6 separate regions of the Homo sapiens genome follow, and regions 1, 2, 4, 5 and 6 are each linked to region 3. Evidence: chromatin loops called from intact Hi-C (ENCODE). Cell type or tissue: GM12878. All regions are shown on one strand. Region 1 overlaps HMGA2 (high mobility group AT-hook 2). Region 2 has its middle 35 kb from the start of HMGA2-AS2. Region 3 has its middle 43 kb from the start of LLPH. Region 4 overlaps MSRB3 (methionine sulfoxide reductase B3). Region 5 overlaps HMGA2 (high mobility group AT-hook 2). Region 6 has its middle 44 kb from the start of MSRB3-AS1.

Evidence for each region. Hi-C counts contacts between places; a loop is a spot of excess contacts. Peaks named below come from ENCODE experiments on the same cell type or tissue, not always from the same donor. Only the 100,000 strongest peaks of a DNase experiment are listed, where the experiment ranks them.
Region 1: it touches region 3 in a loop (4-fold over the local background); 4 of 110 quality-filtered maps call a loop at or near these places.
Region 2: a loop joins it to region 3, with 4 times the contacts of the local background. A loop is called at or near these places in 19 of 110 quality-filtered maps.
Region 4: a loop joins it to region 3, with 5 times the contacts of the local background. A loop is called at or near these places in 26 of 110 quality-filtered maps.
Region 5: it touches region 3 in a loop (7-fold over the local background); 3 of 110 quality-filtered maps call a loop at or near these places.
Region 6: it touches region 3 in a loop (2.7-fold over the local background); 8 of 110 quality-filtered maps call a loop at or near these places.

The regions. Positions count from the first base shown.
Region 1 is chr12:65,961,315-65,966,314 of GRCh38, reverse strand. It overlaps HMGA2 (high mobility group AT-hook 2), which reads right to left. Exons shown (of 5, transcript NM_003483.6): 5 at 24-3,070. The coding sequence ends at 3,023. Among named protein-coding and RNA genes, the nearest start is that of HMGA2-AS2, 15 kb to the right of the region's middle. In GM12878, a CTCF peak has its summit at 3,028; a DNase peak (open chromatin) is centred at 3,037.
Region 2 is chr12:65,981,693-65,986,692 of GRCh38, reverse strand. No RefSeq gene overlaps it. Among named protein-coding and RNA genes, the nearest start is that of HMGA2-AS2, 35 kb to the right of the region's middle. RefSeq lists silencers at 2,750-3,044, 2,621-3,192. In GM12878, a CTCF peak has its summit at 2,856 (motif pointing right); a DNase peak (open chromatin) is centred at 2,831.
Region 3 is chr12:66,085,002-66,090,001 of GRCh38, reverse strand. No RefSeq gene overlaps it. Among named protein-coding and RNA genes, the nearest start is that of LLPH, 43 kb to the left of the region's middle. In GM12878, a CTCF peak has its summit at 2,434 (motif pointing right); a DNase peak (open chromatin) is centred at 2,441; H3K27ac peaks cover 287 bases.
Region 4 is chr12:65,304,485-65,309,484 of GRCh38, reverse strand. It overlaps MSRB3 (methionine sulfoxide reductase B3), which reads right to left. Exons shown (of 7, transcript NM_001031679.3): 2 at 830-956. The coding sequence starts at 905. Among named protein-coding and RNA genes, the nearest start is that of MSRB3, 28 kb to the right of the region's middle. In GM12878, a CTCF peak has its summit at 2,757 (motif pointing left); no DNase peak of the experiment used is centred here.
Region 5 is chr12:65,952,786-65,957,785 of GRCh38, reverse strand. The region is part of intron 4 of HMGA2 (high mobility group AT-hook 2); the gene reads right to left. Among named protein-coding and RNA genes, the nearest start is that of HMGA2-AS2, 6.6 kb to the right of the region's middle. In GM12878, a CTCF peak has its summit at 3,084 (motif pointing left); no DNase peak of the experiment used is centred here.
Region 6 is chr12:65,683,639-65,688,638 of GRCh38, reverse strand. No RefSeq gene overlaps it. Among named protein-coding and RNA genes, the nearest start is that of MSRB3-AS1, 44 kb to the right of the region's middle. In GM12878, a CTCF peak has its summit at 2,903 (motif pointing right); no DNase peak of the experiment used is centred here.

The DNA of each region.
Region 1 (5,000 bases), 120 kb after region 3:
CTTGTGAGTGTCTCCCTCCTTGATCTGTTTTGACCAAACTTTATTACTCATTTAATGGAACTGTAACAAAGAGCAGGAATCAAAACACATGGGGATCACAGAGGCTGTTATGTTTATTGTGCAGAACAGACAGTGATAATACACTAGAGAAATATTTTCAACAAGCAAGCGATTCAAAGTACAATCATAGACAGCAATTCTACATAAAGAACAAAGAATAAAGTTAGAAGACACTCAAAGGAACAGGGAGAAAGTCAACTGCAGTTAAACGTCTTGATACTTTTCTCCTGCAAACATACCTAACTTGCAGAAATGGTAGAAAAGTTAAATGTCCAGTCTTATGTAGCTGCGACCAACAACAGCAAAGAACAGTCCTATAAAATTTATCTCCCACAAAAATAAACTATATATATAAAAATTTTATGATGTTCTTACTGTTCCATTGGCCACAAGCTTTTTTTTTCAGTATGAAAAATGAGGTATACTGGGACTTAAGAGGTAGTAGTGTGTTTTGATTGTACAACATACAGGAAATAAAAGTGTAACTTTACCAGAGATGGAAATCACTCGGTGCACCATGTTTGGCCAACATGAGCAATTGCTTCCATTTTATGAGCTGGCCAATGAGGTTTCTAAAAGGCCCATCCAAAGATATGGAATGCGACTTTTATTTTTATGAGCCACTGTTTATTTGCTTATTTAACGCACAGTTAACAGTAATGTTGAGTTTTAATTCTCTCCATAGCTCCTTTGGTGATTCACAACAGTGAGCGATCTGCCAGTCTCAGAGAGGTATGTGGCCTTTGAAACTACCTCCCTGAAGCAGCTGGAAGAGAGATGGTTTTGAGTTTCATTTGGCTTCAGTACTAAAAGCCATACTGACAAAAGCCGTCATGAGAAACTACCTCCTGGCCCAGTTGATAATACCATGTTAAAAAGTCAGCACACTCACTAGGAGAGAAAGGCATAAAAACTCTACATAAGAAGCGTTTAAAATAAATCTGGTTGAGACATATTACAAAAATCACATTTGTGTAAAATACATGAAAATATTTGTCAAGCATTTTCTTATATTCAACTAATCTTAAAAACACATATTTTTGATTGCATTATGCAAAAGCAGGGCTTGTTGCATCTCACCTACAAAGCTTCAAGTTTCTTTGAAGGTTGGCTTTTATTTTATTTATTATTTACTTATTTTGCAAAAGTATGTAAAAACGTGTTCCTTTCTATCAAATGTCTTTTACAAAAATAGTTTTGACTAGGGTTAGCTGCAGTTTGAACTATTTCAAACATTGAAAAAACAAATGAATGCTGCAAGTAACAAGTTCATTCCTTTTGAAGTCTGGAGGTAGGTCTTTGCAAGTCAATTAGTCCATCTCCTTAAAGAATTCATTTGAGGTACAGACTTGGAGGGTAATATTTAAATATTACAGTCAAATCTTGTGTGATGTGTAGTGTGATTGAGGAAAATTATCCTTAAGAACCTAGGAGCGACTTGGTTAAAAAATTTTCAAGTTAATGTAGAAATCTAGCAGAGAAGCTGAAACAAGTATTTTAAAAATTTTTAATTAAAAAAACATAGAAAAATACATAGTCATGCTGAAACACAGTAAGGAGATTGCTTCTTTAACTGTAATTAAGTGTACAAAAAGAACTGCAGATGATTAGAATCACCTACCCAGTAAGTTTTTTTCTTGCATTGCTTGTGTATAGCAGCATGTAATAAGTACTAGACTGTAAATTCGTTGTAACATTCAGAGGTAGTATTGAGTAGTGGGGATATATTGCATCTCTGGCTAAAAGTGCAGTTTGAATGAAGAGATGGTGAACTCAAGCCGAAGAAAAGCACCTTGGTCAACCATCTTATGTCAAAACGTATTACTTGAAGTAACACATATGCTTAATTTGAGGTAAGTGGTATTCAGGTCTTTCATGGAAACTGATACACAATGAAAAGAGAGAGGGAGAGGAAGAGAGAGAGAGAAAGACACAGAGAGAGATTGCCCCCCCCTTTTTTTTTTTTGCTTTTTAAATTGATGTATAACTATAGCAAAAGAAATTTAGATTTCGCTCCTCCCACCTCATAATTAGGTGAGTTCATCATGCATTATTCTGTTGTACCTTTTCATTAAATTACAAAGAGGATAATTTTACTTGTCTAGTTTCCTTAAATGCTCTGAGGCTGACAAGTGTTATTTATTGCTAAATGGCATTTTGGCTCTGTAGGAAGTAGATTTCCTGAAAATGAAGTGTTGTCCTGAAAACAAGTGCTGTGAGTAAATTTATTACTCCTGCTGATATGTGTGATATCCATAAATAGAAGAGTTGGCAATATTTGTTTGCTTACTTCCCTTTTTGAAAAATGAACATAACCTTTTCTAGTTTGTTAGCTGAATGAAAGGATACATCAGCATTTCGTCTCATTTAGAAATAAAAAGTTAAAAATCATCAAGTAAGTGTCTACAAGATTATACGAAAAAGAGAAAGTAGTATCTAGTCCTTATCTTTGGTGTTCTAAACAGAGGATTCACTACAGGGAGTGGGTTGGGGTGGTATTTGAGGTGTACACAGTGTTACACACCGCGTTCTTCCTATATGAATGCCCGACGTCACAAGTGTGACACGTTTCTTGTTTGCATGCAGTGCAGTGATTGACTAAACCCAATTCGGTTTTTCTCACCCGCCCACTCTTGCTTATCAGATCAACAAACTATTAGTAGGTTAAGAAAAAAGAAAACAGTAATTAAAAGTTGCATTGTTAAGCTGTGTCCCCTGTGTTTACAGCAGTTTTTCACTAAACCTGGGACTGTGAAGGGATTACAAAGAAGGTGATTAATATAGTCCTTTTTAAGGTTATGTGATTTCTCCCCACCCCACCCCCCCCTCCCCCACCCCACCCCACCCCACCCCAGATGAAAGTGGAAAGACCATGGCAATACAGAATAAGTGGTCACTGCAGTGTCTTCTCCCTTCAAAAGATCCAACTGCTGCTGAGGTAGAAATCGAACGTTGGCGCCCCCTAGTCCTCTTCGGCAGACTCTTGTGAGGATGTCTCTTCAGTTTCCTCCTGGAACACACAAAGGGCACAGCCATGACGCTCAATCGTTATACTGTGTGGGCTGCTCTTGCCAACAGTGCAGAGGTAACCTGTTTCCACAGCACATTATGCTTGCCTCAAAAGAGGATGACGATGACTGGCGAGCCCTCATTCCCAGGGCTTCTTAAACCGTAATTGAGGAATCAAGGTGTTGTTTTTTCCCAGAGCGGTCATTAGCCACTGTTGACTTAAGGCTTGACATCATGGCGGCTGGTCAGCAAATTCAATTGTTTGCTGTCCAGAGAATGTCAGGGCAATGCACGCTTACTCACCAATTAGAAAAAAAGTAGGAATGGATAAATTTTTCCCGACAGCATGCCATTCATCAGTTTTAAAAACCGGCACACAAGAAAAATAGAGTTAGGGGGATCCTTTCTTAAGGTATAAATGAACCCACCCTCCAGATACTGGTAATAATAGCTGGTATTTTTAGAGTGCTTACCAGATGCTTAGGCACCTTCTGTTAATATTCCTGTTTTACATCTGAGAAAACCAAGGCACAGACAAGTAATGTGCCCAAAATTACAGGGTGTGTGGGACCAGGATTTGGGTCGGGTTGGTACTGGTGCCAACACCTGTGTGTGACCCCTACACCACTGTGCAGAGGCAGTGTGAGAGCAGGGGCAGAGCTGACAACGAGCCTTCCCAAATCCATTTCCTCCCCCTTGTATTTATTAAAGCACATTTTGAGACAGTGACCCAAGTTCGGCGTTAACTGCTCAATCTCAATACTAATCCGCATCGACCAAACATTTGATGGTGGGCTAGCCAAGCAGAGAAAATCTAATATATATGTTTTTGCAAGGCCCCCTCTTCATATAAATCTAACTCCTCCTTCCCTTTTCCTTTTTCTGATTCCTTATGGCTCTGGAATTTGTTGGGGTTTCTGCGAGCCGGCTTGAGCCGCAAAGTTCTCTTTCCTTTTGCTTATTTAACAAATGTGCAGTACCTTTCAGGACATGGGTGGTAAAGCGGAGACAATAAACATTTCCGATAAAAGCGTCGTTAGTGAGAGGATGATTTTTATCAAATGCTGCACATTGTCTCATAAGACGGCATGTGAAAAAGATCTGGGGGAAGAGGTAAACATTTACTCCTGCAGCAGACCGAGCCCCTTTAAGAATGGCCAGCTTAAAACAGCTTATAACAGTCTTCATACTTTAATAGATTTGATTTTCCACATGGCTTCATTTTGTCTGGGTGGCTAACCGACACAATTTATACCTCTCTTCCTTTCCCAGGTCACTACAGTACACCATTCAGTAAAGCATGCCTTAAAGCTTGTCTGCATTATATGACCAAACTTCCATTCATTAGTGTTTGAAACACTTCAGCTGTGAAGGGGCTCCTAAATGCTACCATGTGTGATGCTTTTGCGTAAAAGCAGCAAATGGGAGAAAAAAACCCCACAAGAATGGGCACTCACACATTCACATGAATGCACACACACACACATACACACACACACACACACACTCTATCCTGGGCTTTAATCACAGGCCACTGCATACTTCAAACCCTTTGCAAAAGGTTTCAAATATTCTCTTTCCCCCCGAAGACTGAGCGAGCTGTAAATCCTGGGAATAAACACACATACAAATGAATGGATTACAGCTTGAAAAATATAACCACGGCAGCATCAAGTCATGAGATTTCACACCGGTTTTGTTTAGTCTGCTTTGGGTTTTGTGGGAAAAGTGGAACGTATGAGGCTACCTCCCCTTTAACTCCCAACCCCCAAACTGTGGGCTTCACATATTTAAGCAGCAGGTTTATACCTCTTGACTAGGCAACAGGCCATGACCCTGAGATTCTCTGTGGAGCCCTGGCCACAAAGGAGGATGTAGCATGATCAAAGCCATGGGCAGACGAAAGAGAGACGAGCCAAAGATCAGCTGCC
Region 2 (5,000 bases), 100 kb after region 3:
AACCCATATTCCTGGGAAAACAATCAAAACTTCAGGTACATTTGGTTACCTGATGGTCCATTTAAACATTTTATAAAGGGATTTCATTCAATTGTCATTTTCAATGCATGTTTTCTGGTTATAGAAAAGTTCTCTCATGCAAGAGGACTGATGTTGTAACAGTACGTTATTATGCTACATTGTAATTTCACCAGCTAAAGAAAGCTTTTTATGTTTTACTGAGGACAGTCAACTCCTTCACAAACTAGAACCTGAAAACGGGATCTTCTGAAAATATCAGGGAAAGACTGCCCTTGCCATTTACACTACAACAAGACTTTGGACACTTGAACTTTGGGTTCATAATGTCACAACTGAGAAGGGTCCCTCCACACTCTTGGAACTGTACACCCGCTGGAATCCTTAAGGTAAAGCTAACCAGGAAAGTTTCTCTCCAGAAGATGGCATCCTTGATGTGAGCAGCTTTTCCCGAGATCATGGATCAAGACTTCTCTACTCTCATGAGACTCTTATCTTTGAATTTTTTCTCCTTGTTTATGTGTCTATGAACAATAGAAATGAAAAGGGGGTCTGTTGTGTGCACTTATGGGTTATGCTTTTATTTGTGAAGGGTTTTGCAACCAGCCGTATACATGGATAACCTTATACTTTGATAGATAAAAAAATGAAGGCCTGGCTGGGGCAATGGCTCACGCCTGTAATCCCAGCAGTTTGGGGGCCAAGGTGGGTAAATCACAAGGTCAGGGGATCAAGACCATCCTGGCCAACATGGTGAAACTCCATCTCTACTAAAAATACAAAAATTAGCTGGGCGTGGTGGTGCACCTGTAGTCCCAGCTACTTGGGAGGCTGAGGCAGGAGAATCACTTGAACCCGGGAGGCAGAGGCTGCAGTGAGCCAAGATTGCACCAGTGCACTCCAGCCTGGGCAACAGAGTAAGACTGTATCTCAAAAAAAAAAGAAAAAAAAAGTCCTAATGTAGATAAGAAACTTTAGTTGTACATATGTTGCCTCATAATCACTCAAAAACAGAACATTGGTTCACTCTTCTTAACCCACATCATGGGTTAAAGAGAACATTGCCAGGAGGCCTTCACTCTTCAAGAGAGGCATCATTTGTTAGGTTCTTTTTTCATGGCTTGGAATAAAACAGACAATGATTAGAAATGTATCCCTCATGACAGGCTCTGTAGCAGATTCTACTATAAAGGCTATGGTTACACAACAGACTTAAATTCTCTTCTGAAAGTTATGCTAAATAATAGAATTGCTCTAGATTATTTAGTGGCTGAACAGAAAAGTATCTGTGCAGCTGCTGGCCCTCGTGGCCTATGGAGAAATACATCAAATGTAGATTATAGAGATTCACTTGTAGGGGATTAACGAAGAGACTGCTTAGTTAAGTGAGTAGACTCTTTGTCTAGCTCATTCTCTAATCTATTTGATTTTAGGTGGTTTGGTTTGTGGGGACCCTAGTAAGGAGCATACTCCAAATTCTTGGTATTATCCTCCCCAAAGTCATAATAACAGTCTCCCTGGCATACTGTATTCTCTCGAAGGTTTTAAATGTTTGCATGCAGCCATCTCTAGAATGTCAAATGGTCTGTCTTCACTGCAATGACAAGAGCTGAAAGAAGTGTTCAACCGTAAGGACACTGTAACCTATGAATGACATGCTGAGACTGGAAACCCAAAATGATGGTAACTGAGTGTGGCACTAAGACCCTAAGTTTTGGTCACACTCTCACCTAAGTGAGAACCTGACGCAAAAAGGGAGATTTTTTAAAGCAAAATTACAGGAGGCCATTGTTTTGGACTGAGTTCATGCACTAGGCCCCAGCAGACCAAAGCAAACAAAAATGGAGTCGCTCATGCTACATGTGATATAATCAAACTAAGATTTTAAGCAAACACATACATCTTAGAATAGACCAGGTTTCATTTTTCTCCTGTAAACAGAATATTCCAGCAAAAGGAGGTAACTTGTACTCAAGCCCTTGTTCCTACCTTTGCAAAACTCACTGTTCTACTGTTTCCTAGTGGGTTTCAAGACCAAATAAGTACATTTACAATGGTGATAGTGACATCAATGACTAATGTTTTGGTTAATGCCTCAAAATTGAGAAAAATGACCAAAAGTGGGGATTTGTTAAAGCAAACTAAATATTGCCTGAGAAGGACTCTGTACTTCTTTATTTAAGTCCTTGTGGGTGAACTGCAACCTAACTTAATAGGCCGACAAGATTGAAAACCTAACTTAGGAATATGCCCTGAAACTATAGCTGAGACTTGGCCAATCCCAGCAGCCATACTTCAACCACTTGTACACTGCTGAGTGTTCAAACTGTGTTCAAATAAGGCAAACAGCAATCTGTAACCAATCCAGCAGTTTCTGTACCTCACCTCTGATTTCTGTACATCACTTCCTTTTTTTTTCTCTATATATTTGTTCTGACCATAGGCATTCCTGGAGTATCTGTGAATCTGCTGTGATCTTGGGGGCTGCCCGATTCATGAATTGCTCATTGCTCAATTAGACTCCTTTAAATTTAATTCAGCGGAAGTTTTTGTTTTAACATAGGTAGTCAATAAATAGGTCTTAAATTCATGAAAGAAGACTGCCATGGTTGTATACATGGATTCATCCCTCATGAATTTGGTAATTGGCTTGGTTTATATACATATTACTAAACAGAAATGGATTGAAGTCTTTACTTTGGGGCTAGTTCTTGTTTTTCCAGAAATTGCCAATTAAGATAGAAATACAGACAAAGAAGGAAAATAGGTTAGCCCTTAATCATCCATTAAAATAGCATCAGGAAAAAAAAAGATCAGTTCCCATATTGACCAGAAGAGGGCAGAGTCCCAGTGGTAATGTGACATAGGACAGGTGTTTGATGCTGCAGGAAGGTTTCAGAACATATGACACTGCCTAGGGAAGGTAAGCATAAGTGTCAAAGATAGCCACGTGGAAGAAAGAGAAAGAAATAATCTCCAGGAGGGGATGGGATAGGAGATCTTAATAAATCTTAATAAATTCTATTTCCTTTACTGAAATTCATCTTCCTTCCTCAAACATTATTGAGCACCTACTATGTGTCGGGCAATGTGCCTGGGACTCACAATACAGAGACAGATATACTTCATGTGGTGTCTGCCCCAGGAGCTTACATACTAGTAAGGGTTACAGAAAATTTTTTTTTTCCTTATGTGTTAGACTTCTTTTTTCTTTTCTTTTTTTTTTTTTTTTTGCCACATTTTCTTTAAATATATATATATATATATATATATATATATATATATATATATATATATATATATATATTTTTAAATTATACTTTAAGTTTTAGGGTACATGTGCACAACGTGCAAGTTTGTTACGTATGTATACATGTGCCATGTTGGTGTGCTGCACCCATTAAATTGTCATTTAACATTAGGTATATCTCCTAATGCTATCCCTCCCCACTCCCCCCACCCCACAACAGGCCCCGGTAGGTGATGTTCCCCTTCCTGTGTCCATGTGTTCTCATTGTTCAATTCCCACCTATGAGTGAGAACATACAGTGTTTGGTTTTTTGTCCTTGCAATAGTTTGCTCAGAATGATGGTTTCCAGCTTCATCCATGTCCCTGCAAAGGACATGAACTCATCCTTTTTTATGGCTGCATAGTATTCCATGGTGTATATGTGCCACATTTTCTTAATCCAGTCTATCATTGATGGACAGTTGGGTTGGTTCCAAGTCTTTGCTATTGTGAATAGTGCTGCAAGAAACATATGTGTGCTGTGTCTTTATAGCAGCATGATTTATAATCCTTTGGGTATATACCCAGTAATGGGATGGCTGGGTCAAATGGTATTTCTAGTTCTAGATCCTTGAGGAATTGCCACACTGTCTTCCACAATGGTTGAACTAGTTTACAGTCCCACCAACAGTGTAAAATTGTTCCTGTTTCTCCACATCCTTTCCAGCACCTGTTGTTTCCTGACTTTTTAATGATTGCCATTCTAACTGGTGTGAGGTGATATCTCATTGTGGTTTTGATTTGCATGTCTCTGATGGCCAGTGATGATGAGCATTTTTTCATGTGTCTGTTGGCTGCATAAATGTCTTCTTTTGAGAAGTGTCTGTTCATATCCTTTGCCCACTTTTTGATGGGGTTGTTTGTTTCTTTCTTGTAAATTTGTTTGAGTTCTTTGTAGATTCTGGATATTAGCCCTTTGTCAGATGAGTACATTGCAAAAATTTTCTCCCATTCTGTAGGTTGCCTGTTCACTCTGATGGTAGTTTCTTTTGCTGTGCAGAAGCTCTTTAGTTTAATTAGATCCAATTGGTCAATTTTGGCTTTGGTTGTCTTTGCTTTTGGTGTTTTAGACACAAAGTCCTTGCCCATGCCTATGTCCTGAATGGTATTGCCTAGGTTTTCTTCTAGGGTTTTTATTGTTTTAGGCCTAACATTTAAGTCTTTAATCCATCCTGAATTAATTTTTGTATAAGGTGTGAGGAAGGGATCCAGTTTTAGCTTTCTATATATGGCTAGCTAGTTTTCCCAGCACCATTTGTTAAAAAGGGAATCCTTTCCCCATTGCTTGTTTTTGTCAAGTTTGTCAAAGATCAGATGGTTGTAGATATGTGGTATTATTTCTGAGGGCCCTGTTCTGTTCCATTGGTCCATATCTCTGTTTTGGTACCAGCACCATGCTGTTTTGGTTACCTTGTAGTGTAGTTTGAAGTCAGGTAGCGTGATGCCTCCAGCTTTGTTCTTTTGGCTTAGGATTCTCTTGGCAATGCAGGCTCTTTTTTGGTTCCATATGAACTTTAAAGTAGTTTTTTCCAATTCTGTGAAGAAAGTCATTGGTAGCTTGATGGGGATGGCATTGAATCTATAAATTACCTTGGGCAGTATGGCCATTTTCATGATATTGATTCTTCCTATCCATGAGCATGGAATGTTCTTCCATTTGTTTGTGTCCTCTTTTATGTCATTGAGCAGTGGT
Region 3 (5,000 bases):
TCAATAGAGGCATTTTTTGTTTCCTGGATGTGCCATGTTTCTGGTGTTCTTCTAGAATCACTGGGCTCCTTCTTGTAGTAAAAACAGTACTTTCAAATTGTTAGCTTTATTTGGAAAACTTTAAAGATAATCTTTAAAAGCCCCAGGCTAAAACTCGCACCTCTATTATGTTCCTTTATCCAGTCAAATAGTTGCAAATTATATGAGCTGGATTTGGATCCTGAATGGACACAACAGAAGATGTCAATATTTTATCTTGTATTCTTTCTCTGAGCTTCACAAATCTGTTTTGTATCCCTTCATTTTTGGTTAAATTATTGAAGACATATCATTTTCTGAAAGTCTTCTTAGTCCAGATTTCTTAGGCAGAAAAACCGCCATCTTGTTTTGGATAATGAAACCTCCGTCTACCATACTGACATGTGAAGTATTAGTTGGTTTGTAGCAGTGTTTTCATCATCATCAAATCTTTCGGGACACATCCATTTTTTTCTATGTCTCTTTTCTGTGCCAACTGAAGTGAGACTGGCTCTTTAAGATAAAACAATGTTTGTGAACAACCTTTATTTTTTAAATCACTTATGCTTGTAGAATGTGTTGTTTAAAATTCTCTTTGGGGTCCAGGACTTTATGCTGTATGCTCTTGGAAACACCACGGTCTTTTCCAAGTTTCTATTCTTATTTCTCAGGGAGAGAGACTAATTGTTAAAATGATCAGTATGCTTCTGATATTGTTGCATAAGTCATGTGAATAGGGGCCCTGCTATGTTGCCCAATCTGCCCTCGAAATCCTGGGCTCAAGTGATCCTCCAGCCTCGGCCTCCCAAGTATCTGGGAAGACAGGCGCATGCCACTGTGCTGGGCTCATGTGAATATTTTTAAGGACATACAAATAAACCTGTGTTTGATGTAAAGGGTGAAGACATTATCTTTGATTCCCAATTTCTACCAATTTTTTTTTTTTTACATAAGCTTTTTTTAGCCACCTCAGGCAATCACAGCATTTCAAAGGGGCTAGCTTGATACTTGGTTGAAGAGGGACTCTATCCTCCTCTGAATCTTGGATTCTAGCCTCAACATACACATCAGGTTTGGAATTTAATTTAATTCTTGGAAAATGGTTTCTTCATAAATTTTTTTTAATAAAAAAGAGATTTTAGAAGTATGATCAGGTGGTCTCCACACAGAGACATACAGGACACTTCCTGATTTGTGGACAACCCCCTTGGGTAAAACGGCCATGATTGCTCAGTCCCCAGCTTCAACAACAACTGGGGCAGCTCTGAAACCCTCTGGCTGTGGCCGAGGTGGACTCACCTTCAAAAGCGTCAAGGCCGGTGGGAGCTCTGAACTCAGAGCAGCTCCACAGGGGGCTGGGCAGGATGATAAATGGATTCGTTATTGTTGTGTGGAATGTCCACAAGAACCCTTTTGCACCTGAGACACAGAAAACATTAAAGGGGCCGGGCGGCACAAGCTTGGCTTCTGAAAGATAAAATACCATAAAATGAGCATGCAGTCATTGGGCAGATCATGAAGGAGGAAGGCATTGGACCTGCTCTCCAGGAAGGGACCTCAAGAGAGAACTTGCCAAAAAATCTCTTGGGAAGGTGCACATCTTCTGCAGCCTGCAGTAACCTCCTGGCTTCTGCAGGGCAGAAAGGAGGCCTCTTTTTTCAGAGAGATGGCTGTGTTGGCACCAACACACAACCCCTTCCCTCGTTTCTCATGGGCATCACTTTACTGGGAATGCTGTATGCTCCCAGGATGGTATTTCCATGAAGACATAGTTGGCCAGTCGTGCTCCCTATCCTCAACCTGATACTCAGACAGTCCCAGACAGAGCAAGGCATCGGGTTGCAGTTACACAGCAATCTGATGTGACAGGGCAGTACGCAGCTCAGGCCTCGTGTCATTAGAAACATCGCTGTTCAACGAGGCTCGGTGGCTCACGCCTGTAATCCCAGCACTTTGGGAGGCTGAGGCGGGTGGATCACCTGAGGTCAGGAATTCAAGACCAGCCTGGCCAACATGGTGAAACCCGGTCTCTACTAAAAATACAAAAATTAGCCAGGCATGGTGGCACACGCCTGTAATCCCAACTACTCAGGAGGCTGAGGCAGGATAATCGCTTGAACCCAGGAGGCGGAGGTTGTCATGAGCAGAGATCACGCCATTGCACTCCAGCCTGGGGGACAGAGCAAGATTCTGTCAAAAAAAAAAAAAAAAAAAAGAAGAAAGAAAGATCGCTGTTCAAAAACAAAATGCCTTCTCATTCTAATAAAACTCAACAATCTGGATGTCCTTCTCTGAAAAAGGAAATCAACACAGATGGCATTATCTTAAAATTGGGCCACCATTGAAGCTGTGGATCAGTGGCAACATGGAGTTTGGTTCCTACCGAAAACAAAACTGTCCCAATCCAGAGTCGGCCAGTAGATGGCACCCTGAGCATCTGACATAAAATCTAAGGCTGAGAATATTTATCTTCACCAAAGCGCTTCTCAAAACATTAAGCAAAACTTTGACTGAAACGCAACCGTATTTGGACAAGCAGGTTTATTTTACTTTAGTGCTGTGTTATTAGAAACATACATATGTGTGTGTATATATTTTACTATCAAACCCTAAAGTTATGGAAAATATCCTTGATGGTTAGGATGGACTGTAAACTTTTACAGTATTATTTGCAGGCAGATTTTTCAATTTCTTATTTAAGCCAGCTTTTTCTTAATATGAGGTTTAGTGGTTATGTGTCATACCAATGCTCAGGAAAACTCAGGAGAATATTTTTGGTTATCTAAATACCCCTGTGAAAGAAACGCACTCATAGGAAGAAAGAGAAATGCAGTGCGATACTTTGTGTGTTTTTAAAGAACAACTGAAATAAATGTTTCTATTTTGCTATATGCATCTATGTGGAATTATGTACACAAACACGTACAGCAAGATCAAGATGAGAAGATATATGGATATAGTTTAGTATAGGAATGCCACTCTATCTCAGATTCCAGCCCACACTCAAACCTAAAGGTTTTAGAGTAGGGAATAACTCTTAGAATTTAGTGATAGATATAGTATTTGGAAGATAAGCAATCCTTTAACCAAAAAAAACCATTGCCTTGAGTGGAAAGTCTGAACAAAACCTTCCACTGTCTCTGTGTGGATATTTTCTCACTGGGTAAGTGGTCAAAGAAGATGTGGTGGAGTACAAACAAAAACTAAAGGACAGATTGGAAGATCAGAGACTCAAGTTGCATGACAAAACTATTTGAGACTGAAGCAAAACTGAGGACCAATAATCAGAAGAACATTAAGGAGAGACATGAAGCAAAATTGGGGACCAATAATCAGAAGAATATTAATGAGAGATAGCAAAGTTCCAGAGGTACACATAAGAGGAGAAACTGGGAACACTCAAGACTCAAAACTAAAGGCACACACAACTTGTGGGCAGAACAAGATGAGCTTCCTGGGATGAATGTGTTTTGCTTGTAATTTTGCTCCCTTTGAAGGTGCAAGGGCTCCCTCAAGGATGCCTCTTTGCCCTTCTCAAGGGCACTCTTTCTTTTTGTATGCAGCGACTGACAGACTTACTGATCTCTTTGTAATCACAAATATTGACTCCCATTATTTATTCAGAGTTTATTTCATTGCTAGCTTTGACACTTGACACAGAGTTATATCTTGCAGATGGTGAAATAAATACTCATTCTTTGAGGTAACTGGATATCAAAGGGAAGTAGAAGTCCTCGGAATGTCCAGAGAGGGTGAGCAGGTGTTGGGTGTCTGTGGGAATTTCAATTATTTGAGTTGCAAGTTGGTTTGGGAAACTCCTTCAAGAAGTTGAGTGGCAGGTAAGGACAGGCTGGTGAAATCCTGGTCAACAGATTTCACCCAAGTCCTGTTGTTAGCAGCGATGGAGTCTCTAGTGTCAGTAGGAGTGCTGACCTATGGGGGAAAGTGCCCTTGTATATGGCATTGGGACACAGATTCAAATGTCCTCAGCTTTAGGAGTCTGTATCATCCTTTCCTGGGGCAGCCATGTTTTCATGAGCTCATTGGCCTTCCTGGCGCACAAGGATGAAAATAGTAAAAAGGAGGCCAAAAACAAAGCCATATTGACCTCAGTTGAATTCCAAAAATGAGGAGAAAGAAGTGTTAAAGTTTGCCAAATGGAAACAGAAACTAGTCTGTGGGAAAAGCAGTTTTATTTTCAGACTTCCAAATAGATCTTTCAAATGGCAAACCATAAAAACTAAATATGAACACTATTGAGGAATTGCCTGAAATACACAAAAAGGGCCCACGCCATTGTTCCAGCAAACAGTTAATCATGAGACCAATATATTGCTGTAGTGTCCCCAGGAATGTTTAAGACTTTTAAAAGGAGAAAGCACAGGGAGAAAAATATGCCTAATGGCTGCTAAATGACAAAAACAAGCTAAGTCTGATTCTCCCCACCTCACAGGGGAGTTAAAAGTATTGGAAAGCCTGGGAGTTTCCTCAGTTCATTCAACAAGGAATATTATTGTCTAGTGCTATCTTGTATTCAAGCTGGTTTTGAGTTGTTGCTCCCATACGTCCTGTGTGATTTTCAGCAAGTTGCTTAACCTCTCTGAGCCTTAGTTTGACAACTGTATCTATCTTAAAGATTAAGGCATGTTAGTAATGAACATAGAAATATTATTAATATTACTAAATATTTATTGAATGCCTACTATATTCTAAACACAGCTCACTTTTTAAAAAGTCCATAAGTATTTACATCCTAGATGCTGATTCAGGGCTTTGTATCATAGGGAAGTTATTTTCCTCAAAGGCTGAGAAAACCAATATGCCAGAGTTAATTTGTAGGGTCCACTAATGACAGGTTATTCTTCCTTTGGTAAAAACATTTAAAAGTAAAGGGTTTGTTTGTTTGTTTGTTTGTTTGAGACAGGGTCTTGATGCATTGCCCTGGCTGGAGTGCAGTGGTGTGATCATAGCTCACTACAACC
Region 4 (5,000 bases), 780 kb after region 3:
TTTATCACTGTATCCTCACTGCTTAACACAATGCCTGGCATGCATAGTTAACATCTAATGAGTTGGAATTAAATTCCTTACACAATGTAGTGATAGATATGTACACTAATGGAAAAATGTAAATAATATTGATAATCACGCTCACAGAAGTAAAATATTTAGCCATTGTGGTTTTCATAATAAAATTAAAATATTAAGCTTATGATACAGGCGCATATAAAATTTTGGACTTTCATGCCTCACTTATTTAAATTCTTAAAATCACATTTTTAAAAAGTACAGTGGTTCTAATTTAAGAACCCACTGATGCATGCTATATTAGTTCTGTTTATTTGGCCATTGTTAAGTAGAACTTTCTTTCTTTTTAACTACAATAAATTGGTAACTTAATCATGCTAACATTGTTCATTTTCATTTTTTCCTAAAGGAATGACCACATGTGGAATGAAAAGCATTTTCATTATCCTTTAACAAGATGAATGTCCTATTTTGTGTGATTTGGGGCAGTTTCTTACTCAGACTGCCAGCCTCTTATGAACGTTATGATTTGCAGATGTGTAGTGTGCATTAAAGAACAAGAAGATATGAAATATTAGTGACAATTATACACTGGGCAAGGAAACTGGACAATGTTCCAAGGGTTGTAAGGATTGTGGAAATGAATGTTACTCAAAGTAGAGTGGTGATTTATAACCAATTTCCGTCTTCAAATTAGGGCCCAAGTAAAAGAAAATGAAATTTAGCAAAGCATGATGGTGTATCATTTCCTGCAGCAGAAACACCCAGTTGGCCCTGTGCCTTCACTATGTACAGTACAACAAGCAGCAACCTGAGGGAAGCCCACAGGCTCGAAGGGCTACTGGCTGGCTCTTTGTCACCAAATGCAGCAGGTTGAATGCAGACATCACTGTGATATCTTCACCAACAAAACGAGAAGCAAAGAACAGGGGCAAGAGCTGAGTAGGAGAAAAAACAAAAACAAAAATCAAATTAAAACATCACAAATATTAAACACATTCATTGCACAACTGATGGTTACAGTTTTATCTGGAACTGAACACATGCACATACTGCTAATAAATTTCAAACGCCTATTTTTCAGCCCGTGAGCTTACTTTCAATCTAGCTTTATTTGTACCTTAGAGGTAAAATACACACTACATGATAGCAGTGCAATCTGTGAACACAGTTTACAAGAGGTTGAGAAAAGAGAGGAAGTTTAAAAACAGTTGAAAGGAATTCACATTTACTGAGTTCATACCATGTGACAGGAACTGTCTGGAGCCTAATATACACGTTGTATCATTTAATTCTTACAATAAACCAAGGAGGTAGGTTTTATGCCCCAATACGTATGTGAAGAAACTGTGACTCAAAAGTCCAAGGGCACAAAGCAAATAACCAGTGGAAAAAGGACTAAAAAACCCTGCTATACTGACTGCAAAGCCATGTTCTTTCCTTACACCATGCTGCCTTCTTCCAGCAATTATTGGCAAATCTCCCTCCCTGGAGAAGACTATAAAATAATAAGATTAAGAGACACATTTTGTTAGAATTTCATTTTATAAAATAGAGACCCAGAAAACCTAAGGACAATTAAGGGACTTCACTTTCAAAACAGCGTTAAGTTCGAATAAAGCATGGCAAATATGAATTTTCATTTAATTATATGATTTATAATTTCTAGGTCAATCCTGTGAATAATATTCATGATTTAGTAATTCAAAAAGTGTAAAAATGTTTTTTAATGTCTTTGGAAATGAATTATGTGGAAGAATCTAAAAATTGTGTAGATATTAAACTTTAGAGAAAAGTTCAATTCTTAGGATTTTCTTAAAAGTTTTTTACAATATTTCAATTGGTAAAGATTAACTTTAAATGCAAATGGAAAATACTAGATTAATAAACTTCATATATGTTGTTTCAAATTAGCATTTTAAGTGACTTTAACCATTAAATGTCCAAAAATTAATATAAAATTAATGTCTTGTTCATTTCCTGACCACTTCCCCTGCTTCCCGCCCCAAAAAAAGTCTGTTCCGGACTCTTCTGACCTCCTTGAAGAACAAACATATAATAAACAGTAATATATTTTACTAAATCACTCTGGAGTATATCTGACAGAAATCTGCTTGTATTAACATGCCTGAACTCTGACTTCCCCAAACTAAACTCACTACAAGACTAAAACATTTTTGTGTTACTAACTGCAGACAAAGAGGAGGGAAAAGGAAGGTAAGTATCACAATGCACAGCCTGAAAGAACCATTAAACATAAATAAACATGTCATTTTCACGAGTGACTGCAGAGCAGGGAAAAGAGAGCATTCCTTTGGAGCAGACTACTGACTAATAAAAGATCAAAGGTCTATACCTCACAACACTATAAATAAAAATGTATTTTTTCCCTGTGACCCTTCTCTGTGAGGAATAAAGCACACACAGTAAATGTAATTACTTAGCAAAGCTGCAGTCTCACTGTGCTTCCACAGCTGACCATAAAACGTCTTCCTATTCTGTTTCATCAACTCCTGTACCAGGCAGCCTGGGCGCCTACCAACCACGGTGGCCATCTGGCTTATGTCAAAGCCAGCGCACAGGAAGAGAGGCAGTGATGTCACTCTGCAGGTCAGGGAAAGAACAAAGATGCATTCTACAATTAAAACCTGAGGGCCACAAATACCGGGAGCCCTCCAGCATGATATGACTGTGTGATTTAATATTCTGTTGCCTGTATTTCTACCCAAATAGCCAGGGCTCCATCTAGTGGCAAATTAGTTTTGCCCAGCTTTTTGAAAATAGACCCAGAAAGTACATACATTAGCACCAACAAAGTGGGGCAACTAAAATGACTACTTTTAGAGCAGTCTAGTCTTTCTATACTGAAGAATGCAAAAAGCACAATTTGTCACACTGTTCTCCATTTTCTAATCCTAAAAGAATGTGTTTCATAGGTTAGGATTTGATATTATCCGAATTATTTTAATGCCTGCATGGATAGTAGAAAAGGATTGAAGTTTGCAAAATGCATGCAAAGTAGCATTACTCATAAACCACTCTGAAAATATGTAGCTGAGACATAAAGTGAAAACCAGTTCTAAAGAATGGATGTATGCATCTGGATGCCTTGGTTACATCAAACTAATACTCATACTTCCACAGAACAAAAGAATCATAGTTAATATGGCTCTAACATGTATTTTTATACTGAAATGATTTAACAAAATTATTTTAGCTCATGTTTTCCACCTAATTAATGTTTGCGGTAAATAAAATAAAACACTTTAACAAACAGATCTAAAATACATATATTTGCATGAAAGATGGGATATCACAATGGATGTGTGTGATCCGTGAACACAGACCATCTGGGTTTGAATGCTGGTCATGCCCATAGCCAATTCTGTGACCTTGGACAACTTGCTTACCCTCTCGGGGCCTCAGTTTCCTCACTTATAAGATAATGATTAAATAAGTTAATTGGTTAAAAGTGCTTGGTACAACTCCTGGGACATAGTATATGCTCAGGAAATGTTAGCTATTATTATTTAAATATGCCAAATATTTGCTAGTTTTAAATGCATGAATTAGAAAATTGTAACAGTACATTTATATCCACTCCTTCTTAGAGTTAACAAGCTATTCTCCAAAGAATCCTATTTAGGCCAGAAAACCACTACTTGATAGGTTTCCACAGTAAATTATTCTAATGAAAACAAACAACAGAGAAATCCTAAAGATAACAGTTGACTGTGCACACAGCATGTGCCATGCACTGCTCTAAGCATTTCACATTTATTAGCCCTTTTAATCCCCACAACCTCATGAGGTATATACTATCATTTTCCCCTTTTTAGACACAGAGACTGAGGCATAGGGAGGTTAAGTAAATGGCCTAAGGTCTTACACTTAGTAAGGGGCAGGGACCTTAAGTAATTGGGTAATCTGATTGATACATGTGAACTCAGGACATTCACCTCCAAAGCCAGTGCTCTTGACCACTACACAACTGGCAATGAAAAGCCTTATGATGCACCAACCAACTCTAAATACTCTGATTCCATGTTTCCCCACTAGGTAGTATGACGAACATGTAATAAGGAAACTTAATTCAAGAAGATTACTTGATGGCCAGACGAGGTGGCTCACACTGTAATCCCAGCATTCTGGGAGGCTGAGGTGGGCAGATTACTTGAGGTCAGGAGTTCCAGACCAACCTGACCAACACGGCGAAACTAAAAGTACAAAAACTAACCAGGCATGGTGGTGGGCGCCTGCAATCCCAGCTACTCAGGAGGCTGAGGCAGGAGAATCGCTTGAACCTGGGAGGCAGAGATTACAGTGACCTGAGATTGCGTACTGCACTCCAGCCTGGGCAACAGAGAAAGACCCTGTCTCAAAAAAAAAAAAAAGAAAAATAACAAAAAAGAAGAAGATTACTTGAAGATTCTCTCCCTTGACATTCTCAGATTTCTAGACTTGATATTTCTAGTTCCACCACATGCAACTTCAACTGCTTTCAACTTCAACTTTTTCTTTAAATTCTTTGGAAATACCTTCACAATCTGTAAAGCTAACTCTATGTTAATCTACCAAAACTTCAAAATGTTGACAATGTACTTTTGAGGACCAAACAAACTAACAGCTACTTCCACTCTCAGATCACCTAAATTGAAGTTTCAATTCGGCAGCTTTCACCCGTTTGTATTCCCTGAACTGTCTGAGTGAAGGCCATTGCCAGAAACAATCCTAGTCCTGAAAGCAAAAGCTTAGCATTAAACACCCTGTAGAAATCAGCATTGAGCAAGGATCACCAGAAAATCCATAATTCTCCAAGTTTATTCTCAACTTCCTCACTTTCGCATTGCCTTTTATTCAATTAACTACATGGATGAATGACATTTACAGATAATCCATCCACCTCGGCCTCCCAAAGTGCTGGGATTACAGGCGTGAGCCACCATACCCAACCTAATCAACATGTTATTTTTTTAAAAGCC
Region 5 (5,000 bases), 130 kb after region 3:
GAAAATACTGCAACAGAAGTAATGCTGGTCTCTGGGATACAATGAATTTCTCCTTTCTGGGATAAAGGGCCATTTTTTTAAAATCTGGAAATGGTAGGCACATTTTTCAAATAGGGAAATCATTTTAGGTATAAACTAATTGCAAGTTTCAGGAGTGATGATTTCTGAGGACTACCGGTTTGATCAGTTTTCCATGCCAGGTTCAATTCTTACTGCAGGAACACTGCATTTAAAAAAATAGCTAAAGAAAGCAAAAGGATTTTTGCATAAACAAAGTATTCAAAAGAAGGTAATTTTTTTTTTTTTTAAATAGAGATGGGGTCTCACTATGTTGCTCAGGCTGGTCTCAAACTCCTGGGCTCAAGGAATACTTCTGCCTGGGCCTCCCAAAGTGCTGGGATAACAGGCATGAGCCACCGTGCCCGGCCCAGAAGAAGAAAATTTATTTCAATGTTTCCACAGCTGTTGTGGAATGTTCTTATTTTTATGCAAAGTAGCTTTAAATTATGATTAAAGACTGCTTAAGGGTTATATTCCAGATGTGCTTATTAATGGCATAGACTAGGAAAAACCTTTTCCCTTTGTTTTGTAGATGTGTAAAATTTTGCATAGGTGTTGTATTTGCGGCCAGGGAACAGAATATTTGTGGATTTTAATCATTATTGCACCAAACATTTTTCATTATCCTGAGTTATGACTTTTGAGTAAGATTATAAAAATATCAATAACAGTAAGTTAACAATTTCTCTGTAGACATCTGAGTGTCCAGCAAACATTTCCTGAATGTAAGTGTCTGAGGCAATGCAACATATTTCTATGCAACCATTAAGGATTTTCTTAGAAAGACCAGGTTTTAAAGCCAGTTGCTATTTGTTCCACATTAATTTGGGTCAGCAAGTTTGGAGAGTAAGAAGAAAGATTATATATTGAGTAAACAATTGGTTTTTATCCAGTACACATCAAAATGTAGAGGAAAATTCTGCAATATGAAGAGGAAATGCAGGCAGCCACTGCCATTTTGTTTTGAGCCTAATCCACAGACTTCCCCACACAGAAACAGTCATACTTAAAAAAAAAACTCTCACAGCAAATTTGTCAAGTCCAGAAACACTAAATTTTGCTTTTTGGAGTTTTATAAGTTGCCCTAAATTGATTGATGTTCTTTCACTTCTGTTAGAAGTTGTCATCTCTATAAAACATTTCCTGCCAAGAACCGCTGACTTCATCCTGCCAATATTCCTGTATTACAACTGTTAGCTAAGCTAATTACTTCATCTGTTTACAGTTAATAATCATTTTGATACGCTTCCTCTGCCCTCCAATTTCCCTGTGCTTCTATGTCCTTGAGCTACTTTATTAAGGGTTAAACCTTGGTTTCTACTTTGCTCTCTCCTTTTCCCTTGACCTTGGTGATGTCAGAGGTCAGAGGTTAAGTCAAAAAGTATTTCCTATACAACAAAACCGTGCAACTTAGGGCAACCTTTGATATGATTCTTCATGTTTTGCCAGTTGGTACTAAACATTTACTGGCCCACAAGATGTTTTACTAGCTTGAAAGTGCATAAGCAAGAAAATAAATACATCGGTAATCTTTGTGACTTAGGCAGTATAAATCATTATGCTCCTTGAGTGAGTAGACGAGTGAGTATTTGTAAGTCTGATTTATTATGAACTATTTACTGCACTGGCCAAGGTACCATGTAAAAGACGAGTGTTAGAGTGAGAATGCTTTCCCCTTTCCTCCTTCCCTCTTTGTATGTCTAGACTAAAAGCCCCCAGTAAAAATGCCTTCTTTGAGAACGAGATGCTGACTGCAATTCATCAACTTGCTTGTCCCAAAATGAAATCTCTCATTTTGCTCCAAACAATGTTTAGGTTGTCTGAAATATAAACATCCTTAAAACTGCCCTTGAAGTCTCTGTAAAAACATTCAACATTTTATTTTGAGGGGGAAGAAATCCCGTGATAATCAAGGCTTACTGAGATTTCTTTGCCCGGGTGCACACCACCCACAGAAGATGTTACTTGCAAGTAAAAACTCTTTTTTTGAAACAGAAAGCTTTGTTTCCAGTCTTTTAGAAACTGAAAACTTTGCAATTCTCTCATTGGGAAATTGAAAAGGAGCAGGTTTATACCTGTCCTAATTGCCAGAGGCATCGTTTGCCAGGGCTGTACAACAATGGGGAAAGTGGATTGAAAGGGTGGAGAGCTGTTAGGATTTTAAAAACCTGTTTTCCCTTTGGGTAGAAGAAAGGTGAGAGAAAAATGTCTGAATTACATTTAGGGAGTCCCTTCAAGTCTCAGATTAAAGCCTTAAAAGGGAAATAGCAATAAACGATCAAATACCTGATAAACTAGCGAAACTTTTTTAGACATCTCAGTTGGAGAGACACTTATTTTTATCAAAGTAAAAACTTGAGTAACAAAGCACCCTCTAATAATAATAATAATCTGGTACTTTTATGGTGTTTCTTTTTTTAAAAAAAGAAAAAGAAAAACCTACCACCATTTCCTACTGAAGAATGTAATTCATATGACTGAGAATTCAACTGCTCAAATTGCTAAAAAACGAGCTGCTTTCTATTTCTTTCTTTCTTTCTTTTGAGATGGAGTCTCGCTGTCACCCAGGCTGGGGTGCAGTGGCACAATCTCTGCTCACGGCAACCCTCCCCCGCCAACCAGGTTCAAGTGATTCTCCTGCCTCAGCCTCCCGAGTAGCTGGGATTATAGATGGCCGCCGCCACGCCCGGCTAATTTTTGTGTATTTAGTAGAGATGGGGCTTCACCATGTTGGCCAGGCTGGTCTCGAACTCCTGACCTCCCAAAGTGTTGGGATTACAGGTGTGAGCCACTGCACCCAGCCTCATTTCTATTTATTTGTAATTAGCTGATTTCAATTTATTGTTTATCACTTGAAGTGGAAATATAGTAGAGTTATTTTGTAAGCTGTTTTCATTGGTTTTGGAATTTTAGAAAAAAGTTAACGTACATATTACAGATTTTCCCCTTTAGATTTTTAAGAGACTATTAACTCTCCCATTAGGATTATGGGACACACTTGATGTTTGCAGCTGATGACACCTGGTGGATTTCGCAAACACAAACCCCTGCAACAGGGTGGTCCTTCACTTTTCATTTCTCTCTAGATGCATGTACTTGTATACACAAACACAAGTGCGTATGCAGGTGCTGAGATTTATCATAATTCTGAATTTGTCTCCTCAGAATAAACTCTGCTGCTTTGTACCCCAGGTTCAACAAGGGCCATTCTTGAAGTTCTGAGGAGACTTCAGCATTGGGCAGTATGAGGATACTTCACCACAGAGCCTTTGTAATTCTGTATACGTGTGACATAAATGCTAGGAAGATGATTCTGAATGCTTTAGCCCTAACAGTAGGATGGAGCAATTACTAGAAAATTTCCTCCAGCTAAAAAATTCCTGCCTTAAAAAACATTCAATGAAAACACTTGACGTCAAAGAGGAAGTACTTTGGAATAAATCAGGATTCTAGAATTTTTGAGACTATAAATCTCTGGAAATGAAAAACTTAACAGTCAAAAATAAGTCAGAATGTAATAATGCTACCTGGAATTTATATAATTATGCATCTCTTGTAATGTTCTTGGGAGTAAGGGAAAAGGCATTATTATTATCCCATTTCCTAGATGGATAAATAGAGCAAAGAGAAATTAATTAGCCCAGTGATGGGGCCAGAAAGAAAAACGTAGGTCTGTTTACACACTGCTGAGCCCTTTTCTTTAGATGTAAAATATTTAGTTGTGCTAAAATTTTTACCACCTCAAAAGCGATTCTGAATGTAACCCCTCAAAGTGCTGTTGAAGGAAGGATATGAGGCTGAGTTAATCCAGATTGCCTCATGGGAAAGCCATCTGGGAGGGTATTTTGAAAGAAACAGATGGAAAAGGAAGAGATTCTTTTGAATGTAGTGTAAAATTTACATTATCCTCCACGAACTTTCACGTAGTTTTCATGTTTATATAATTCATCACTGTGTCATTACACAATATAAATTAGGTAGCCCAATGAGCTCATGTTCTTTTTTATAATTCTGAGTCTGAACTCTCCTATAAAGGGCAAATCTGGAACAGGGTCTGTAAGATAGCCAGATTGATCCTTGAAGATCAACTCAATCCACTTGTGGCTTCTTTGAGATTCTGAATTCTCTTGGGAAAAACAACTGTGATTTCACTTATATTATTTCTTGATGTATTAATGTCCAACTTGCAATCAGTTCTAGCCATATTAATAATCTCCACCTATGATGTATTTGTTCTTGCCTCTCTACCTTTCTATATGCCATTCATCTCATCTGTAATTTCTTTCCCTTAATTTATGTTTCAGTTTTCCCTTCTGCAACTCAACAACAACAAAATCAAACAAAACAAGAAAATTCCAGTCTTATCATCCCCTTGATAACCTGAGGCATTCCACTCATTCATCTGTATCCCCCGTGTGTCCCATACACATTGACATTCTGTGGTCATTTGCTCAACAAATGTTCAGACATCTTCTCATGTGTTTTCATGGAGTGTCTTCATCTCTAGTTGCATATTAAACTCACTTAGGGAGTTCATAAAAAATATGATGGATCTCCAGACCAAATAAACAGAATCGCTGAAGGGTGGGGCCATGCTGGGGAGGTAAATGTTTAACTACTTGCTCCTCAGGAAAAAAAAAAGTCCTGATTTGTAGTATTTGTCACTTTCCATGGTGTAAATACTCCCACCATAGTGGATTTCAAGCTACCTACTTGACATCACTGAACACAGAATTCAGAAGAGATGTTCACTATTTGCTCACAAGGGCTGGTTCCAGCATACCACTGGATAGGACACAGGCATATACATATAAATACATTTCTCAGATGCAGTGACTGTTTTTCTTTGTTTGACTCATCTTCCCTATGACACTAAGCACAAGGGCTGAATCAATATTAACAAACCACATAAAGTGATTAATCTATAGTTCACAGCCTGT
Region 6 (5,000 bases), 400 kb after region 3:
TACCACCTAACTGTTATATAAAGGCCAACTAAGGAAAAGTAATTTATAACAAGAATCATACATGCCTCAATATGAATATATGGGCGTCAAGACACTGAAAGACATAATAAAGTGATTATATGCTTACACTTATTTATAATGAATAAATGGGAGTTAAGGTCAGCAGCCATTCTGCAAAAGTTGCTGGGAAAATTCAAGAGGAAAAGTACAAATTGATATAAGAATAAAAACTAGTGTTGGGATAAGTAATGACAGGCTATACATTTTTGTATATAATAATATAAAGAGGAAACTCATTTTAAGTATAGGAAAATGTCAGCCGGGCATGGTGGCTCACGCCCATAATTCCAGCACTTCGGGAGCCCGAGGAGGGTGGATCATGAGGTCAGGAGTTCAAGATCAGCCTGGTGAAGATGGTGAAACCCCGTCTGTACTAAAAATACAAAACTTAGCTGGGCATGGTGGTGGGCGCTTGTAATCCCAGCTACTCAGGAGGCTATGGCAGAGAATTACTTGAAACCGAGAGGTGGAGGTTGTAGTGAGCTGAGATCGCGCCACTGCACTCCAGCCTGGGCAACAGAGCGAGACTCTGTCTCAAAAAAAAAAGAAAATGTCAAGAAGAAATCGAGTCAAATTGTAGAACATGAAGTCCAATATTCTTGTAAATGAACTATTTTTTTAAAGTTTTATCTTATTTTTAATTGACACATAATAGTTGTACATATTTATGGGGTACAATGGGATGTTTGAATACATGTATACATTGTGTAATAATCAAAATTATGGTAATTAGCAAATCCATTATCTCAAACACATTATTTCTCTGTGGTGAGAACATTCAGAATCCTCGCTTCTAGCTACTTTGAAATGCGCCATAATACATTATTGTTAACTATAGTCACCCTACTGTGCAATAGAACACCAGAACTTATTCCTCCTATTTAATTGTAGCTTTGTACTTATTGATAAACCTCTCTGTCTCCCCTCTATTCCTACCCTTCCCAACCTCTAAGAACTACTATTCTATTCTCTATTTCTATGGGATCAACTTTTTAAGATTCCACGTATGAGTGAGATTATGCAGTATTTGTCTTTCTGTGTCTGGCTTTTTTCACTTAACACAATGTCCTCCAGATTCATCCATGTTGTCACAAAAGAGGATTTCATTCTTTTTAATGGCTGAATAGTATTCCGTTGTGTATATATACCACATTTTCTTTATTCATTCATCCATTGATGCACACTAAGAATGATTCCATAACTTGGCTACTGTTAATAGTGCTGCAGTTAACATGGAAGTACAGATATCTCTTCAACATATTGATTTCCTTTCCTTTGGATATATATCCAGTAGTGGGATTTCCAGATCATATGGTAGTTCTATTTTTAGTTTTTCGAGGAACCTCTACACTGTTTTCTATAATGGCTATATTAATTTACATTCCTACCAACAGAGTGTAAGAATCCCCTTTTCTTCACATCCTTGTCAACACTTGTTATCTTTTGTCTTTGATAATAGTCATTCTAACTAGAGTGAGGTGATCTCACTGTAGGTTTGATTTGCATTTCCATGATAAATAGTGATGTCGAGCATTTTTTCATATACCTGTTGGCCATTTGTATGCCTTCTTTTCAGAAATGACTATTGAGATTTTTTGCCCATTTTTTATCAGGTTTTTGGGGTTCTTTCTCTCTCTCTCTCTTTTTCCTTCTTTTTTTTTTTTTTCTTTTTTTTTGGCTATTGAATTATTTGAGTTTGCTGGGCCCTGCTTATAAATGTAATGTCAAAACAATTCCCAATGTTATGACATGGATTAGGATAATGACTAAATATCAAAGAAACTTCTATCTCCTATATGGTAAGAAGATAGAATTCCTTATAATTCATTTTCTGTTATTTTAAAAGTCCTTGGAGACTATATCTTTTGATAGGCAATGAGAAATAGAAGGTAGTTTGGGAAAAGAAATTGTAGTTCAAGAGGTTGTAGAAAAGTAGTGTGGTACACCGTAAGATTAAAAATAGCGAGCAACCCTCAAAATTGGCAAATACTATCAAAATGTAATTTTCACAATCACATCACATATTTCTTATTATTCTGCCTCAAAATTTTGATTATAAAATATAATCAGCATTATTAATAAATCTCAATTTGATTTGTGTGTTTTATATGTGTTTGCTAATATGATAATATTTCATGCTAAGTCCATTAAAGGAAGTCTCAGATTTTTTTTTTTTTTTTTTTGAGATGGAGTCTTGCTCTGTCGCCCAGGCTGGAGTGCAGTGGCGCAATCTCAGCTCACTGCAAGCTCCGCCGCCGGGTTCACACCATTCTCCTGCCTTAGCCTCCCGAGTAGCTAGGACTACAGGAACCCGCCACCACACCCGGCTAATTTTTTGTATTTTTAGTAGAGATGGGGTTCACCGTGTTATCCAGGATGGTCTTGAGTCTCAGATCTTGTTTATTGTGATTTTCCGTGACATCTCTAGATTCAGACTGAAACAATTTTGTTGTCCAGCAATTCAAGACTTTAAGCAGTGTGGAAATTGGTGGCCCAATTTTTCAAAATGACAACCAACTCTTACAAATGTTCTCAACAGAACGAAGTGATTTTTGGTCAGTTGTCTTCCTGAAAATTATGTGTCTATTAAAACTACTAAAAAAAACCTTTGTGTCTGTATATAAAGTAGCATTTGGTTTCAGGCTGAGATAATTATAAACAAATTTCTCACTTACATGACTATTTTCTGGGGTATTTAAAAGCTGTCCAAGCGGTCTGAGACTTCTTCACTGAGTGCTTCTTCCCCGCACCATAGGACATCTGGTATTCTTGCTCCATCGAATGCTAGAAGTATCCCCAATAACTGTGAAAACAGAAAATACTCCCACAAATTTCCAAAAAGGCCTCTAGGGGGAGGTACTATCTCTGCTGAGAAACAATGATCCAGATCCATGACCTTGCACTAGCAACAAAGACCATTCTCATCTAGCCTCTGAACACAAACTTTCTCCATTGTTTCTATGTTGCAATGTATAGGCAATTCTACAAGTGATCATTCCAGTTTTAATGGCAAAAGAACTATCGAAAAACTAAACTATTTCTTAAGGTAACTCTTGACTAGAAGTCTAGTCTGTTAAGACCTTGTTGTTACTATACATATATGTATGTATATGTGTATGTGTGTATATATATGTATGTGTATATGTGCATGTGTGTGTATATGTGTGTGTGGGTGTGTGTGTGTGTATATGATGGGATCTTGCTTTGTCCCCTAGGCTGGAGTGTAGTGGCATGATCATAGCTCACTGCTGCTTCGAATTCCTGGGCTCAAGGGATCCTCCCACCTCAGCCTTCTGAGTAGCTGGGAACCACAGGTGCGAACCACCATGCCCAACTAATTTTTTTATTTTTTTGTAGAGACAAGGTCTTACTATGTTGCCCAGGCTGGTCTTGAACTCCTGGGCTCAAGTGATCCTCCCACCTCAGCCTCCCAAAGTGCTGAGAATATAGGCATGACCACTGTGCCTGGTTCCTATTGTTATTCTGTACTCATAACACAACGGTTGTAACCCAGGGAGAGAGTTTTCCTTGTTGTATGTCTGTGCATGGGCACCACTGGAGAGATATGAGGGCAATAACCTGTTGAGGTCAGGGACTTGCCTCTTTCATGTCTCCATTTTCCCCTTCCTTCCTTCCTTCCTTCTTTCCTTCTTTCCTTCCTTCCTTCCTTCTTTCTTTCTTTTTTTTTTCAGAGTCTCACTCTGTCACCCAGGCTGGAGTTCAGTGGTGCAATCTTGGCTCACTGCAACCTCTACCTCCCAAGTTCAAGCGATTCTCCTGCCTCAGCCTCCCAGGTAGCTGGAACTACAGGCACAGGCCACCATGCCCGTGTCCGGCTAATTTTTGTATTTTTAGTAGAGACGCAGTTTCACCATGTTGGTCAGGCTGGTCTCAAACTCCTGACCTCGTGATCTGCCTGCCTTGGCCTCCCAAAGTGCTGGGATTACAGGCATGAGTCACCGCACCCGGTCTATGTCTCCATTTTCTAGGGCAGTGCCTGGTGCATATTTGCTGCTGCCATTCATTTCTGTTGGGTAAAGGTTGAAAGAGGCATGCTGACACACAGGTCGTGATGCAGGGTAGAGGAAAAGGGGATGGAGTCAGAGGTTAGCACTATATTCACTCTTTAGGGAGGATGGCCATTTGTAGAAACTGGTGACTGAGGGGCACACCAGGCTCAATCACAATCCTGGAGGAGGCTGTTAGCCCAGAAGGTGTGTGAGGTAGGTTGAAAGAGAATGGAGTTAGGAAGAGATGGCGTTCTCAAGGCTGGGGGAGCACAGTAACCAGGAGTCTTGGGAAGCCATGTAGGAGAGCAGGGAAACTGCTCTACTGATTCAAGCCTCCATAGCTAGTTTGAGACCCAAGTACGGGACTGTTTAGGGGGGCCTCAATAATAAAGTACAGTGCAGTCGTACTGGCATCACATTGGAGTTTAAGAAAATGCTTTAGATCTCAAGGAGATCTGAGGAAGGAAGCAGGACCCCAGGCTGGAAACTGCAGAACAGAATCGAAGGTAGTATCCCAGTGCTATGGCCTGAATAGGGATACAGGGACTAGGTATGGAATGAGTTGTGCAGGGGGATGATATGACCAACCAAGGGCCTTAGTCTCAAGTCTCAGATATGGCTGACAGCAAGTGGGATTTCAAGGGTAATGTCGTGGGACAGAGCCTATCATTTGGGCCCCTTGAGTGGGAAGAAAGGATGAATTCCAATGAAAGAGAACCTGAGGCTGTTTAAGAAATCTAGGGTTGATCTGGAAAGTAGGGTCAGGCTGGGCTCAGTTTTGAAGGACTGGATAAAGCAGAAGGAAGGGAAGTAAGCCAGGTGGGTGGTAGAAGTGAGGTGGGATAGACAGCAACATTTATTAAGTATAAAATTGGCTTGGGTGATATATTTTGACCTATAATGTACGATGAGGTGCTTGAATTATGATTA